Linked DNA regions of Mus musculus: region 2 is linked to region 1. The links are chromatin loops, found by intact Hi-C in ENCODE. Cell type or tissue: left cerebral cortex. All regions are shown on one strand. Each heading gives the region's core, and the rest is flanking DNA. Links, peaks and the distances in the headings are about the cores only.

Region 1 (2,914 bases), core at 236-2,735:
TTGGTTTTTGTTTTTTCTTCTTTCAGTTCTTTGGAAGGTTTAAAATCATTTCACTTATAGATACAAACTAATAGAAATTTTTAAAAAATCCAGTGAGAATTTTGGCAAATAAAGGCATTGTTGGGTATTTTGTTTTGTTTTGCCGATGCTCATCATCTTTGAGGAATGGGAAAAAATGGAAACCCACAGAATGTCAAGACCTCTTGACTTCAGCCTGGATTGCCAGTGTGTATTGGTTCTGTTTATGTTTATGATTTTCATCCGAAGGTTAGAGCCACCTCTCTGAGAGCCACAGTGGACCCCTGGCTGCCTTTCTCTCTTCATTAATCCTTAGGATGTTCCCAAGAATTGGGAAGAGACAGCTCTCGGATTCCCCCTTTGTAGAAAGAGAAGCTGGGGTTTGCAAAGGTTAAGAGACTTGCCCAAGGTTATTTAGCAAATTAGGAGAAGCCACTTGGGGACAGAGCTCCAGGTGCCTAGGTTCTGTGGCTGCAGCCAGAGAGTCAATGTGTGTAAGAGACTCTTTTGTGTTTCATGCTCAACAGAAACACTTAACTGGTGTAGAAACAAAATAACTTCATATTCTAGTTCAGTCCTTCCCTTGTATTCCACACACACACACACACCAACACACACACACACACACACACACACACACACACACACACACTATTAGTGATAGAGAACCAGTTAGCCCTGGATTAGAACTTGCAAATAAACTCCCTGATTTGCTACAGAAGTCTCAATGTATTCTATTGTTTTAGAATCGACCACACACAGGTGTCGTTCCGACTTCCTGTCCTCACTCCTAGAAGAGAACCGGGCTCATGTATTTATTCATTATGACCATATTTAAAGAGTTGCTACAAGAACAACCACTCCATTGATACAGACTTTCTTTAAAAAAAAAATTTTTAAAGAACGATTTATTGCCACCATCATAAGGGAGAATAAAGATGGCATATAATTCATGGAGGAGAAGGACTGCTCTACAAATCAACGAGCTTTTGCAGACCGCCTTGGATTAGCATCCGGAATGCGGCTAGAAGATGCACTGCCTTAGTTCTCCGGAGCGAGTGGTGTCAAGGCCGGAGGAAGAAAGAAGCCACATCTTAAGGAACACATTTTTTTACTCAGTCACAGGGCTAGGAATAGAGTAAGTTTCAAAAGGTGAACTCACACAGGAACAGTGCCTGTGCAGAGAAGTGACCTGTCCTGAGGAGAGAGAGAGGCATATCAAAGTCTGGGAGGAAAGAAAATACCATCTTCCGGGCAAGTGGTACCTTCTTGCTTGTGCACATGCAGCTTTGTAAGTACAATAGATGCTTTGGTAGCAGTCTTGTTCCTCGGAGGCTGAGATTGCTTTCTTTCTTTTCTTTTCTTCCTTTTTTTTCTTTTTTTTTTTTCTTTAAGTTTTGAATTCCAAGTTCGCCATCTAGTGACCGCTCCCCAGAACAACAAGCTCATGGTGTTGCTGATGTCATCTTTTGGATGCAAATTACTTAGTTCAAGATTTTTTTTTTTTTTTTTTTAATGACTAATGGTTGCATCAATAATAACAAGCTATTGAGAATTTAACTTCCGGCATGCACAGTTGGCAGTGGCTTGCAAGAACCGAAAGTATCTGTATATTGGCAATTTAAATCACAGGTTTTTTTTCACTTCTGAGATCAACTTCCGTGATTCATTATCTCAAATTTAATTGCATTGACAATACTTCCGGGGATGAACAAAATAGTCTTGCAGAAAACTTGCTAAATTTATGCTTAAATCCTCTGGGTGTGTTCTATTGTGAAAATAGAGAAGAGTTGGGTGTTTGATGGCAAAGCAAACTGTCCAGAAGTCTTTTGGGTTTAATACCCCTGGTGGGGTTGACTGTACAGGAAAAGACGCATCCACTGTCCATCTGGAGACAGTGGTCTCTAGTGTGGCAGCACCTTGGACTACAGAATCTCAGACTCTGAACAACACTAGTGATCCCAAAGAAGAACATTCTCAGTAGTGTGTGATGCTGTAGACAGCTGCTCTAAAACACACTTTGGTTCAGTCTTTCCGTGTACTGGGTACCGCTGAAATTGCCGTTCTCTTTCCCAGTCAAGAACAGACTTCTGCCTTACTTTCTTTGCCCCACTCGTAATATAATTAGAAGTCTACACAATTGTATTACTCTGCACTGTCTTTAGTTATAACATATTAATGCCAAGTGATATACTTTGTCACTGAAATAATAATATAAAATGCCTTAAAGCAAAAACTGATTCAAGAAAAGGCCAGAATTATTTTTGAAGTAAAATATGCAGCAATTAAGCACAGGGCACATGTGAACACTTTCACCATCAGGAAGAGGGGATGTGGGAAGGGATGCTGGCAACATGTCCTGGACACAGGCTCTTTTGACTGAAACCTGGATAGGTCCTCTCCCTGGGATCTGCCTCTAGCTCCCTGCAATGGGATACCTTGTAAGCTGCCATAACAGTCAAGTTACTGAATCTCTTCTGAGCTCTGTTTGTCCCATGTGCAGAGTGAAAGTGCAGGTGGGCTCAGAGCAAACAATCAAAAAGAGTTTGCTGGAGGCTGGAGAAATGGCTCACCGGTTAGGAGCACTGGCTGCTCTTCCAAAGGACCCAGGTTCAATTCCCAGAAACCACATGGCAGCTCACAACTGTCTGTAGCTCCAGCTCCAGGGCATTTCACACCCTCACCGACGCATATATGCAGGCAAAAGACCAGTGTGCATAAAATAAAAACATTTTTAAAAAAACAAATGTAAGAAGGATTTTTAATACAATGCGGAAGGGGAATTCTGGGTATAGGGAAAGGAATGAAAGAAGCCTTCTAGAGGAAAAGAACAAAAGAATGAGAAGGAACACGTGATACACCTGAGAATACAGTCACGGCCAATTGCATCCTCAGG
Region 2 (2,914 bases), core at 246-2,745, 240 kb before region 1:
AACTTATCTTCATCTAAGGGTTTTAGGTAAGGGACCAGGGAGCTGTAACTAGAAATGAATCTTAATTTTCCTTTTCTTTCTATGCTGTGAATACCTCCTAATAAGGCCCTTAAAGATAATTTGTCTGGGGAAGTTAAAGAAGCTTTCTAAAATTTGATTTAAGCTATTAATTTGCTTAGTAAAATCGTATATTGCACATAGGAAATTCAGCTCTGTTGTGGCCAAATTATCACAAGTTATAAATTAGTTGCATTTGAGTTAATGAGGTTTTATTATAAACACAAAACAGCATTACACCCAATGCCTGATTTTCATTAGTAGAAGAAAACAGGCCAAATAAAGCTAAAGAAAAAAAAAGAAAAAAAAAAAAGAAAAAAAAAAAGCCTGAGTTGCCTATCCCACTTGCTTTGTAAACATTCAAGATGCAGTTGAATTTTCTGTTAGTAAAGAGTTGCAAAGGTATTTACGTTGCCTACCCGCAGTTTGATTTGAATTAAGGTAGCCACAAAAACCCCCTTAGTTCCAGTAGCCTGTGAATCATTTCTGGGCTCCCATTCTCTCATTTTTAAGATTTTTTTTTTTTTTTTTTTTTTTTTTTTTTGGTACAAATGGAGCAGCAGATGTCTGAGGGACCATTGTAAATTGATAGAAACAGTTGAAGCTCAGGCTGGTGAAAGGGTGGAATTACAGGATCGGAGGAGGAGCCTTGAAAAGAGACAGCGGAAAAGGTAGGGCCTGTGCAAGGGGTTCAGGAACGGAGAACCCCCTCCATGCGGTGTTCCCCCACCCCCACCCCCGCGCTCGCCTCTGAGCCCTGCCTTCAGGGCAATAAACCTTGGGGCTGAGGGTTTAGGCTGGGAAGAGCCTGCCTGTCGCTATGCACTTTTATAACCAGACACCTGGCAGAGAAAAGCTGTGTTGAGTCCCTACTGGGTAGAAGGAGATTTCCTGTCTTTTAACCATAAATTCACACATAAATCCATTTATTAGACAACAATGGTTTTAATCTTGAAGCCTATAGGGCTATGTTCAGTGCCAGTGGCTCTTTTAAGATCTTGGCCAGCTCACCTTTGTCTGTTTTCTTGCTGTTCTTTCTTCTTGGCTCCTCTTTCAAGGGAACTGTTGTCACCGCTCTTCTCTAAACAGCTCTCTCTCAGCTGATCAGCAGGCAGAGGTTGTGGACTCCTCGCAGGACCGGTTTGAAGAAGGTGTTGATATAAGCAGATGAGCAGCTTCCGATCAAATACGCGGAGCGGCCCCCCCACTCCCCATAACCTCCCAAACACCGAGGAGCCCCAAAGATGGCAGGAGCCCAGCTCCCCCGTTGAGGCGCTGCGAGAGCTGGATGGACTTCTGTGGAAGGGGCTGTCTGCAGTTCTGTGGGAAGTGAGTGGGCCTGGCTCTCTGGCCTGTGTAGAAGTTGGGATGTGTCCAGGTGGTTGTGTTTGTGCCAGTAGCAACACGCTTGCGTCGATCCTGCTGCAAGCACTGATGAGTTGGTGTGTGTCTTCACAAGGTCTGGTTGTGCAGAGGCTGCTCAAAGGCCTCCAGTGAAGAGGCCCGGCCCCGGCCGCTCCTCCTGCTTATTCTTCATTTCAGGATGTGCTGAGGCTATAGAGGCAGAGTGACGTGACGCCTCCCCAGGTGTCAGAGGGAGATAAACTTCGCGATAACTAAAACAATCATAAATCTGCCAGACACTGTAAAATATTAAAGAGACAGCAAGGGTTAGGCTGAAACAGTGGGAGAAGGCCTCGGAGAGTTTGGCCCAGGTCCAGGAAACCTTCAATTCATTTTCTACCCTGTTGTTGGTTATCACCAAGGAAAAAATGAAGCTGGTTAACTCTGTTACGTCTTATTTACAGAAACCAGCCAATTCCCCTTTGCCTCCAGGAAAAAGTCCTGGTATGCCAAGGCACTTTGTGTGCTGATCTGACCTAAAATCTCTCCATGATCTCCTATATTTTATTTTCTGCCCAACCCAGCCACATTTGCCAATGAACTTCCTACCATGGTAGGAGCATGCCAGAGCCTTGTGTGCTCTGGACAGGGGTCATATTTCTTATTTCCATTTGTTCCTTTTCATGACCTGTTAAACTCACCCTTCAAGGCCTTGGTTCAACCATACCTCGTCCCTGGTATTTGTCTACATTAGTTCATTCATTCATTCATTCATTCATCCCCACATAGAGATTCCCAACGTCAAGCACTGTGCAGGATCCCAGGAGAAGGGCAATGGTGAACAGGCACTGTAATCCCTGCCTTCTGGAATATCCATCTTAGCGGAGATATTGTCAATCAAAGAAGTACTGGAGGAATTACCATAAGAGCTGAAACGGCTTCCCAAGGAATAGATTGTTGGCATGTGGTATGCAACAGTATCACCTCAGCGGTGTTGAGTGTCTGCCATGCTGTAGGCATCCTGTTGTGCATCTTAACAGCATCAGCATCATTTGTGATTGTGATTCTCACACTTGGTCCACAAATTCCTTAGGAGTAGGACTCCTCTCCCTTAGACCCTTCCATGCATGCAGAATCTGGCTCAGTGCCTGGTGTTGAAGACCGTGGCTCAGCCAGGATAGCAGGGATGAGGATGAAGACCGTGGCTCAGCCAGGATAGCAGGGATGAGGATGAAGATCGTGGCTCAGCCAGAATAGCAGGGATGAGGATGAAGAGGATGGTCACATCTTGGGACCAGTCAGATCAGAACATTAGCAGCTTCATATCTGCTAAGGGTTCCTCTTATGTTTGGTATATTTCTTCAGCTAATAATACAATTAAAAACCTTTTATTTGGAGCTGGAAGAAGTATCCTGCTTACTGTATTTTATCACCTGGTATCTTAGTTTGGATCTATGGGTGAGATTAAACACCATGACCAAAAAGCAAGTTGGGGAGGAAAAGGTTTATTTGG

What was found. Peaks named below come from ENCODE experiments on the same cell type or tissue, not always from the same donor. Only the 100,000 strongest peaks of a DNase experiment are listed, where the experiment ranks them.
Region 2: a loop joins it to region 1, with 2.6 times the contacts of the local background. A loop is called at or near these places in 1 of 42 quality-filtered maps.

What each region holds. Positions count from the first base shown.
Region 1 is chr3:66,409,327-66,412,240 of GRCm38, reverse strand. No RefSeq gene overlaps it. Among named protein-coding and RNA genes, the nearest start is that of Gm35236, 10 kb to the right of the region's middle. In left cerebral cortex, for the core only: a CTCF peak has its summit at 1,446 (motif pointing left); a DNase peak (open chromatin) is centred at 1,333; H3K4me3 peaks cover 463 bases.
Region 2 is chr3:66,649,123-66,652,036 of GRCm38, reverse strand. No RefSeq gene overlaps it. Among named protein-coding and RNA genes, the nearest start is that of Gm35236, 250 kb to the right of the region's middle. In left cerebral cortex, for the core only: no CTCF peak of the experiment used is centred there; a DNase peak (open chromatin) is centred at 1,393.